Regions from separate parts of the Mus musculus genome. Here region 1 is linked to region 2. Evidence: chromatin loops called from intact Hi-C (ENCODE). Cell type or tissue: heart. All regions are shown on one strand. Links, peaks and the distances in the headings refer to the core of each region. The heading gives the core; the rest is flanking DNA. Region 1 holds the start of Wwc2 (WW, C2 and coiled-coil domain containing 2). Region 2 overlaps Wwc2 (WW, C2 and coiled-coil domain containing 2).

Region 1 (5,370 bases), core at 233-5,232, 58 kb after region 2:
ACCGTCCACACCGACGTTTACTATCCGTTAAGTAGTTTCAAAGTGCAACCGTATAAGTAACAGGCTTGGAGCATGATGAAGTTTATGACAGCCAATCTGCCTGGGGAGACTATGGAGGTGTGACTCCTGTCAGAACCTTCATCCAGCCAGCAATGGCCCGCCCGGGCGGTGTGCGGAGGTGGGGCCCGGGCACAGGTGCCTTTCCTCATCTCGAGGGAAACCTAAACCCTATCTTCATGGATAATTTAACAAGGATTGCTCCATAAATTTATGTCGTTCAGGACTTTCTTATAACTGCTTTTTAATAGCTTTCAACTACAATAGTTGTAGGAAATGAGTGATTGGGAATATCAAATAGAAGAGTGTGTTTCAAGCTGGGGGGGGGGGACTTAGCAGGAAAAGCTCCAGAAAAGACTACAGCCCCTCAGATCACATTGCATAAAAAGCCTATAGAACTTTCTAGAAATGCTAAAACTGCAAATGGCAGGGGCATCCCTGAAGAGATGCTACTTGAATTTACACAGAGGCCCTAATCCCTACTCCTCATCCGGTGTGGTGGCTGGCACCTGTAATTCCTGCACGGAGGAGAGGCTGAGGCAGGGGGATTGCTGTGAGTTTGGGAGCAGCCAGTGTTACATAATGAGTTCCAAGCCAGCTAGCCTGAGCTACAATACAGTATGAGGCAGTCTAGAAAAATATAAAAAAACAAAAATACCTCCTTAATGGACAGATTTCAAATTTTACAAAAAAAAAAAAAAATGCACCCTACATTCCTTTTTTTTTTTTTTTTTTTCTTTTTGAGACAGGATTTCGAATAACCCAAACTAGCCTTGAACTCCTGATTCTCCTTCCACCTCACAAGTGCTGAGTTTGGACAGATGTGTGAGACCGTCCACACCCTCTAACAACTTTAATTCTAAGTGTTCCTTCTAAAAGCAAAGAGAGAGTTGAGTGAGAAACAGAAAGAACATTGGTGAGCAGTCCACCAATGTTCAGCTCCTGAACTTCTTAGATCTCTTGTTTGCTTCATTCAGCTCTCCAGGTAAGAACAAAATGCTTATATCGCTGTGCAAAAACTAGGCTAAGCTTCAAGTCTGGGCTACCCACAGCTGTGGTCAAGGTTCCCTTCCAGTCTCCGTGCCACTTCACAAGGAAAATCTGACCAGGTTTCCAGGTGAGGAACCACGGTTAGAAGCAAAACTCCAAAACAGTGGTTTGTTTTTTTAATCTTAGGGGCAAAGCTACGAAGGTCGAGCCAGGAGTGGGACCCTCTCTCCACGTTCAGACCCTAGGACATGGTTCGGGGTGCGCCCTAGGAAAAGCTTGCAGTCAGTGCCCAGGAGCTAGGTATGTAAGGCAGGAGAGATGCCACAGGTGGCCCAGATGACTAGTAATTCACCATCACTTAGGCCTCCGGGAGGCCCCGAGCTCAGCGTGCCTCAGAGGTCGAAAGGTGCCCTCTCCCTCCATCTGACCAACTTTAAACAGCACACAGGAGGTCTAGAGAGGGGTCAAGTACCCACACACACACACCCTGAGCCGGCTAACTGGACTCAGGGTGCCAACCCAGGGCACCAATCCGGCCCTTCCCTTGGGACAGGGAGTGTCTACAAGTCCCCGAGGGGTGTGGGGAAGGCAGTGGGCAATGGGGCCCAAGAAGGGGCGCCTGGCGGGCAGATACAGCCGCGCCTAGGCCGACCGTCCCGCGCCTACCCCGGAGCCCCTCGGGGGGTGCAGGGCCGGCGACGCCCCACGCCCCCGGCGCCCTCCAGGTCTCCCAGACAACAGCCACCGCAGCACTTCCCGAGGCGGGTCCCCGCACCCGGCCGGGGCCCGGCCACCCACCTGTCCCGGGGGTCGATCCAGCTGGTCCTCCTGGTGTTGTGGTCGATGTAGAAAACCTTGCCGTCGTAGTCCCTGGCCTCCTCCCAGCCCCGGGGTAGCGGCAGCTGCCCGCTCCCGGCCCTCCTAGGCATGGTCGGCGGCCTCGCCGGCGAGCGGCGCCTCCATAGGGACCGGGCGCGGGGCGCGGCGGGAACGCGGGTGCCGGCGAGGGGCGTGCGGGGCGAGGGGCACGGCGAGCTACGCGCGGGGAAGCCTCGGGGATCCCTGCTCTCAGCCCTGCCGGAGATCAGTCCACCATGTCTGCGTCGGAACAGACGAGCGAGCCCTCCTCCTCCTCCTTGCCGCCGCTGCCTCCGCCTCTTCCTCCTCCTCCCCGTCCCCCTGTGGCCGCCGAGGGTCGCGGCGCCCAGGCTGCCCCGGCCGACGCCGTCTGGGCTCGGATCCGGGAAGCTCCGCGGAGCAACGGCCCGGCGGCGACTGGCCTGCTCATTTGCATGCGATTAGCATGCGCTCCGCCCCCGGCCCGCCCCGCGCCCGCCTCATCTGCATGCACATTCCTCGCCGCCACATTCCTGAGCTTAACCCTGCAGCTGCCGGGGCGGCCGCGGCGGGACGCGGGGCTGAGCCCGGGCGGGGGAGGGGAGCGACGAGGCCAGGTGGGAGGCGGTAGGGCGGAGGAATGCACAGCTCGCTCCCTCCTCTGCAGCCCGAGATGTCCCCTCTCCGCCAGACCCTTTGGGGATTTAGAGGGCTTTCTGGATGGAAAAAGAAGCCAAAGAAAAAAAAGTCTGCAACCTTCTCAACCTCTTTCCGTCTTCTAGGGAAACCACAAGACTTTCGAGAGGAAAGGGTGGGGAATGCTGTCCTGGGAAGAAGTCCCAACAAACAGTAAGGGCACAGAACGCCCCCACCCCCCCCACCCCCCCCCCCCCACGCCGCGCCCCGTGCCTTGGCTGTTCCCGGCGGTGGGGAAGTGTGCAAAAAGCGCTGGGAGTGTGTCCGGGGCGTGTCCGGGGCCGCGGCGCCCCCGAGCCTTCTGCTCAGTCTGGCCCTCGGTGACCTCACCAGGGCCTCGCGGGCCTAAGGGAGCAAAGTAAAGGCGGGTCCCTATCCATGAGAGCTGCGACATGTCCGCCCCAGTGGCCCACGGGGCAACTCCGGCCTGATCCTTAGAAGCGACAGGGCCACCCCGCCACTGTCGCCGCCAGTCAGCCCCGCGCGGGCCCTAGGGGTCCGAATCACCGGTGCTGCCCCGCCGGGTCAGGGGGCTGCACTGGCGGGGTCAGGGCCCTGTGCATCTGGCGTCCCCTTCTGGGTTTAAATCCAAGGGACATGGCTGCGTCCACTATCCAGTCCCTTCCTTCCAACTCTCTGTCCCGGGAAGTTCTCCACCCCAGTCCCGGACCGGGGGTGGGGGGTGGGGTGGCAGAAGGGGTTAATAATCACTCGGAAGGGGGCCAAGGCGGGAGTCAGTGGCCACACTTTGCTTGATCAAGGGTCCATCTGGTATGAGGTGTAGATCTCTCACAAACATTTATTTATTTAGCTATTAAGTGCTGATCGGCCCTGGGTAGGAGCCGGATGTCAGACTCCTAAGACGACAAAGCCTTGGCAGAGTCAAGACACTAAGCTTGCAGTGTCCCTTGTCCTCAGTCTGAGAAATAGCCTTTCGTCCTCAACCTTTACAGCCTGCTGTGCATTGCCAACCTTGTCAATATTCTCCCAGGCCTCTAAGCAGATGCTTTTGAAATGGCAGATTTTAGGAAGAAAGGCCCCAGAGCTCAATCCTTCACCTCTTGGTCTGAATTCCCTTAACCAGACCTGCCAATGTAATAACTTCAGGACCTAGCATTGGGCAGGACATTTTCTGTGCCTGGGCATTTGCTGAAGTTGTGAATAGAACTAGACAGTAAGAACCAAGCTCTGAATCAAGCTTCCAGAAGGGGACTCCACGTGCCTTGAAGGGGGTTTTAAAAAAAGGAAAGGGGTTTATTCTCAATGAAACAGTTTATGCAGCTGCAGACACTTGAAATCCCCAGGAACTGGAAAACCAGGTGTACCTGGGACGGACAACCAGAGAGAGGCAGAGGTTCTCAAGAGAAACCTCTCATTTTCTAGGTCTTTCCCATAATGCCAAGGCCCGTGGAAGCTGGTTTTTGTGCTTTGTTGAGGGAAGTTTCTGCTTCCTAACCTGTATTCTGCCTCAGCCTATTAGCAGTAAGATAATCAGCCAGGGTCCTAGCTCTCAGTGGGTGGAGGGATCCTGTCTAAAGTTACACTGCCGAATGTGTAATTCTCTATGTTGGCCCATTCACATGGCCAAGATGTAGCCAGTGACTAACCCAAACTATCCTAATTTGTGGCTTCCTTAGTGAGTTTCTCCCTTCCCCTAAAGAATTTGAAGATATTTATTGTGCTAGCATGTCGACACCTTACATCTCAACCGTAAGAGTGAAGCACATAGCTGTTGCAGTAGGTCAGCTTGCTTCCGTGGAATGAATACTCACTCCATGGGCGTCCTCTGTATAACGAAGTCAGGTAAGCTTTCAACTAAATATTATTCAGGAATGCAAAGTGGCTCACGTTTATTGTCCCATGAATCCCCAGACTTCAAAAAGAAATGCCAAAATGACACAGGCTCGTTTCTGCTGATCGGCACAGGAAACGTTAGCCAAAAGCAGTCCAAGTGACAGAAAGGGTTGCAGTTCTCAGAACCCTTTTTACTAGGATCCAATTCTGAGTTCCTACAATCCCTTTGAAGACTCCCTAAGGGTTAATCAATGAGACTTTATTTATATTCATATCTGTGAAATGTACAGATGATGCCCTTTTAGAGATGGGCGCACTTCCGGTTTGCTTATGGCTGCCTGTGATCATTGGCCAGGAAAGGTGTATAGGCTGCTTGTGGGTGCCAGCCAGCCAGTTACCACAAACTAACCAGCAACGAGTCTATTCACTGGCTCGGAGACTCGCCTTTTCTCCTGGTTCTATATTCACCAGTGTTAATCTTCTGTTGGGATGTGGAGCAATAAACAACTAGAAGGTGATGGACAACTGTCATCTCACACCTAGGAGGTGGGCACAGGAAGACCAAGAGTTGAAAAACAGCTTTGTCTACATAGTAAATTCGAGACTATCTTAGACTACATGAGAGTCTGTCTCCAAAAAAAGAAAAAAAAAAAAGAAGAAGAGAAAAGAAACAAAAACAACAACAACAAAGCCCATAAACACAAAGGGATAAAGGAATATAGCCCAGGTGGTAAATGCTAAACTAGCAAGCCCTAGTTCCGTCTGTAACAGCATAAAATCAGACGGTATAGCACATGTCTCAAAAGATGACTGGGGAGGTGGGTGGTTCAGTGGGCAAAAGTGCTTTCCACACAAATGTAAAGACCTGAGATTCTTGTTAAAAGCCAAGTTTGGGCGTTGGTGGTGCACACCTTTAGCCCCAGCACTTGGGAGACAGAGGCCGGCTGATCTCTGAGTGAGGCCAGCCTGGTCTGCAGAGTGAGTTCTAGGACAGCC
Region 2 (5,370 bases), core at 222-5,221:
CCCGGACACCAACCACTGAACAGCCACAGAGTCCACGAAAGCCCAGTCCACTCTCCTAACGGAGGCGCCAGCGCCAGCATCCTCTCTCCTTCCAATGCCCATCTTCTGCCCGGTTCTCCTTTTCAGCGTGTTTGTCCTTTAAGATTTCATCTTTAAAATTAACTTAAGTGCCTTCCTCGTCTCTGGGATGACACCAATTAGAGACATTTTATAAGCTTGGAAAATCTTTTTCCCATTCAAATATTTTCACTGTGTTTGCATTTCTCGGTTTGTTCAGTCCACAGACGTTCTACTGGTTTTTCATCTTTGTATGCCAGGCACCTAGCAAGATGTGAGGTGCTTGACAGACAGACCTGAAGGGAAAACAACAAGTGGACACGTGATTTCCAGCCAGCTGTTTCCACCTGACAGTGCTACAGGACCACCTACGACCACAGCAAACCTAACTCACACAGACTGCAACCCGTGATGCCCCCTCCAAAGTTCCATCCCTCACCTCCATCTGTCCCCACACACAATCTGATCTTAGAAAACGGCAGCAGCAGCAGGAACTCAGACACTCAGGCCGGGATGCTTCCTCCTCCAACAGCCAGTTACTGAGTCCATCAAAGCCCTATAGGCTGACTCTCTGGAATCAAAGCCACTGGCGTGTCTGCTCCGGAACTGCGACCAAGGTTTAGTCCCTCTGTGCTCCCTTCTCCACACAGCAGCTGTGGTCTCTTGAACACAGTTTTTTAGATCTTGTTCTGCAAAATGTCAACAGGAACCAGGGACGGTGTCCCACGCCTTGACTCCCAGCACTCGGGAGGCAGAAGCAGGCAGAGCTCCGGGAGTTTGAGGCTAGCATGGTTTACAGAGTGAGTTCCAGAACAGCCAGGACTACATAGTCAACAAAACAAACAAACAAACAAACAAACAAACAAACCAAAATACTGCAATGTTACCAGGAAATTACAAGACTGCACCTTCTTTGTTAAACACTGCATCATTGTAGCAGATACTCAGTTCCCACGCTCTTCTCTTCAGAAGTACCTTCTACAACAAGTAGCTGTCTCTCTAGACCTTCCCTGGAGCCTGTGTTGTACATCAGCAACACACTGGGGTTGACCTTTCACTTGTCATATTACTTCCTTCACCGTGAGATCACAGACTGGACTTTGCAGTACAGCCTGGTGCTGATGGGAATTTTAATCATCCTCAAACAACGCCGTATCAAGTAGCCTTGGATAAGCTCTAGGTTAGATACGGACTGGTATGTTGTCCGATGTAGGTTTATAAAGGTGAACTCAGAAGGGTGGCACCTGTCACACAGCTACACACACGCATAAACTGTGTGGGTGAGTGATGGGAACAAGGTGCTGGACCGGAGAAAGTTTTGGGTTGCCATGGCCGTGAAGCTTTTCAGGAAGGAGTGCTGAGATATATCAGATATCTAGCTAGTTAGTGAAGCATGATCATTCACTGACAGGACGTCACCTAACTGGTCCCCATGGAACTGCAGTCAGTGCTCTTCCTGCATCCCGCAGATACCTCTCATTTCATATAGGCACCCAGCACTGAAGGCCACGAAGGCATCACAGCAGATTCCCAGACAATTAAGTCCAGTCTGACTCTTCCAAAGGAAGCTTTGAGAAGGTAAACGAGTCCGGCAGCTTCTACACACCTGCAGCTGCTCACGCTGGAGGGAAAGCACAGCCAGAAGCAGGCGTGCTGTGTGTGCAGGCTTGCTGTGTGTGCAGGCATACTGCCTGTACAGGCGTACTGTGTGTGCAGGCGTATTGTGCCAGGGTGTGGGCACGTAGGGAAGGGACATCTGCATCCATAAACATTGCTGGGTTTCTTAGGAACACTGGCTAAAGGCTTTTTAATTTAGATATAATTCAATTACAGCCAGATTCTACAGAATGTCTACACAGATATTTTATATAAGATGAGGGAACTTTCTTATTTACTTTCCCTAAATCCTGATGAATGCCAGAAAAAAAGGGCAAAAAAAAAAAAATTCAGACTTTTATTTAAATTTCTGATTGAAATATTTTTAAAATCTGCATTTAAGTTATCGACATTAGAATCCAATTTGATGTCTTTGTAGTATATGTAATATTTGGCCAAGGCAGACTGGAGGTTCCGCAACACGTTTTAGTGACAGACTGGCCATGTGATGGTTTGCATGAGTGCTTCTGGACTTGCATCTTCAGTTGACTTGCTATATAAGCAAGGGGTCACTAGAGTTTACCAGCTGTTTATTTCCTTAGCAGTGTGGACCAATGCGAGTGTGCTGTCTGTCACAGACCCCTCCGTGCTTGACTCGCTGATGCCATTTTCCCTCTGCACAGTCCCTTCTCCCGCAGGGTTGGGAAGACAAACAAAAGGTGGCGCTCCTCCTTCAGCACTCAGTGTGTCTGACTCTGTGGACCACATCTGTACTGATGACGCCCATCCGTCACACAGAGTCACTCCCACAATACCACTAGCCTTTGCTATTGTACTACAGCACCGAGCGCTGGCCCTGAGAACAACATGCACACAGATGGAAAGAATCACGGGTTTTTCTAAAGCTCCTAGATTGGAATTTCAAGACTCAAATATCAGAAAAGTGAGCAATGCTGCTAAGCAGCCTAAGGAATGGCATTGACATGCTACAAATCCATTCCATACTGCACGCGTGCTTTGCTAGGTAAACATATGGCTGGATTTCTCCACTGTGGTGTTTCCTCCTCCTCGCTAGCCTGTGTTTTCTTCTGGCATAGCACCAGATCCGCCAAGCACTAAAAGTTAGACATATGGAATGTGAGGAATGTCTGATAACTTCAGAGATCAGCCCTTAGTCATAAACAAAAATGCATGCCCTTTGAGCTTAGCCTCAGACTCCATTTGAGGCAAACAAAAGCCATGAGGCTGAGTGCAGGCACAGGGGACAAGGTGACACGCAAGGTGACATGGGCTGGGCTGGGCCAGGCGAGCTCTAGATAGAGCTGCTCACAGAAACACCGTCCCTTTATTCTAAAAGCTGATGAGCCACGCAGACCAGAGCCTCGCTGAGGCTTAGAGCAGTAAGTAGCACAGGAGTTAGGAAAGACCACTATCATCAGTGAACAATAAAAGATGTTCTGTCCCTGCCGGCTTTCACCAACCCCTCCTTATCAGGGACATATCTTTAGTAATTTAGCCGATTCTATAGGAACAAGTATGTTCAAAATTAGATAGAACCAAAACTCAAAACAACATAAAATAAATGACTTAAGGATTTGCTCTATTCCGATGAATTAGGAATGTCAAACTGAGTATTTATCTCAACTGAATTATTTTCCCTTGAGACAGGGTTTCTCTGTATAGTAGCTTTGGAACAGCTGTTCTAGAACTCACTCTATAGACCAGTTCGAAGCTCCTCGAACTCACAGAGATCTGCCTGGCTCTGCCTCCCAAGTGCTGGAACTAAAGGTATTCGCCACTACACCTGGCTCAATTGAACTATGAAGGGAAATAAACTTCTGAAAGGAAACAAACATGGTGGCTCACAACTGTCACTAACTCTAGTCCCAGGGGACCAGGTGACCTCTTCTAGCCTGAGGGCACTGCATACACAAGGTACACTGATGTAAAGTTAGGCAAACAATCACACACAAAAAATAAAAATAAACAAAAACTTAAAAAAAAACCATAAATGCAAAGGAATAAAGGAGGGGTCATAGACAAGAGCACCTTAATTAGGGGTAACAGAGAAATGGTAGAGAGGTGACTTAGCAAACCAGAAAAATGGGGAAACCAAGTCACCAAAGAAAAAGCCCAGAAGCAGATCAAATCGCACTGCAAGAGCCTGAAATGGGCTTCCAGCTTCCAAGACTTCACTGTAGCCTGCGCCTGGGAAGCCAGTTAGGAAACAGCGCACCAGAGCTGGCAGGGAGGGAAGAATCAATTCTCTGCAGAGGCTCAACCAGAGGCGCTGGAGACTTGCAGGCCAGCATCTGGTGCAGCTTACAGAAAAGGTGCCTTGTCAGAAACAAAAAAAATGGAGGCAATGTGAACTCACTGAGAGCAAGCTTCCCCAGTTCCCTTGCAGGTCGTTTCGGAGAAGCCCAGGCACTGGGCTGACATTTGTCGGGCTGGGGACGGATTGAGTTGTACCATGGAATGCTAACTAAGGGCCAAGAGGAAAGGCGGGCTGCTGAGGGTGCCCCAGTGATACACAGGCTGTGCCTGAGTACTGCTGCACACTCCCTAGTGCACAGCTTGCACACAGTCCTTTGTGTCTCCTCCTTTAATATCACTAAAAGCTGTGTGTGTCATGAAGGCCAGGCCCTGCTGCAGCAAAACCCTCCACATCTCATATCCTCCTCCCTCAAGCCAAGCCCAGCATTGTCGAAGCTGCCTCTCCAGACAGTGAGCCTCCGCGTGGCTCAGCATCCCTGACTGCACCTTAGATGTCCACACCTCCAACCGGAACAAGCATCAGAAACGGGAGGGACGGGGACACGCATACCATTTCTGCTCTTAATCACTAGCCAAAGTAAATTACTGGGAAGAAAGGTCATTAGTCCCTGGATCTGACTAGAAAAAAAGAGCAGAATGGCTGAGATTAGCTACCCCATTTTCAGACTACACAATTATATACGAAGCCCCCAAAGCCCCCACCAAAAGGCGCTTGGAACTAATACACAAATTTAGCAAAGCAGCCATATTAAAAATATGTAGTTTTTATTCAGGCCATGATGGACTTCCTGAGAATGGAATTAAGAACATTTCATCACAGCCTCAACAACTACCACCATCTAGGAATAAGTCTAACCAACAAGCTGAAAGACACCACCAATAACAAATTACCAGATACAAAACCCTGACGAAAGGAAGTGAGGGAACTAGAAAATGGAAAGGCGTGTCATGCTCATGGATTGGCAGAATTGATAGATACTGTGAAATGGAAATGTTACTGAAAGTAATCTATAGATTCAATGCAATCCCCATCAAAATACCAATGACATTCCTCACAGAAATAGGAAAACAATCACCCTAAAATTCATATAAAAACACGAAAGACTCAAGTCCAAGCAATCCTGCTGAAAAAAATTCTATAAATAGCAAAAAAGGAAATCTCCAATGTCTGACCTCCACACAGCTATGCATCCCCCACCCCCCCACCCCACCCCCACACACAGGAAAAAAAATGTTTTGTTTTTTTTCTTAAATCCTAACACTGGGAAATCAATCCCTGAATGTAATTTGAAAACACAGATAAACACTAAGAGACCATCCGCTGTCGTGTGGTTCACCCTGTGGAGAGGAATCTGAGGAGGAACGGTAGGGGAACCTTGGGTGGAACCCACTGTGCACTCGCTCATTCAACATGTACAACTGACTAGCAGGAAGTTGTAA

The links. Hi-C counts contacts between places; a loop is a spot of excess contacts. Peaks named below come from ENCODE experiments on the same cell type or tissue, not always from the same donor. Only the 100,000 strongest peaks of a DNase experiment are listed, where the experiment ranks them.
Region 1: it touches region 2 in a loop (3-fold over the local background); 6 of 42 quality-filtered maps call a loop at or near these places.

The regions. Positions count from the first base shown.
Region 1 is chr8:47,988,221-47,993,590 of GRCm38, forward strand. It overlaps Wwc2 (WW, C2 and coiled-coil domain containing 2), which reads right to left and starts at 2,324. Exons shown (of 23, transcript NM_133791.5): 1 at 1,846-2,324. The coding sequence starts at 1,976. In heart, for the core only: a CTCF peak has its summit at 2,224; DNase peaks (open chromatin) are centred at 1,531, 2,321 and 2,891; H3K4me3 peaks cover 3,671 bases; H3K27ac peaks cover 3,467 bases.
Region 2 is chr8:47,929,803-47,935,172 of GRCm38, forward strand. All of the region lies in intron 1 of Wwc2 (WW, C2 and coiled-coil domain containing 2), which reads right to left. Among named protein-coding and RNA genes, the nearest start is that of Gm39173, 17 kb to the right of the region's middle. In heart, for the core only: a CTCF peak has its summit at 2,368; a DNase peak (open chromatin) is centred at 2,409; H3K4me3 peaks cover 867 bases; H3K27ac peaks cover 3,800 bases.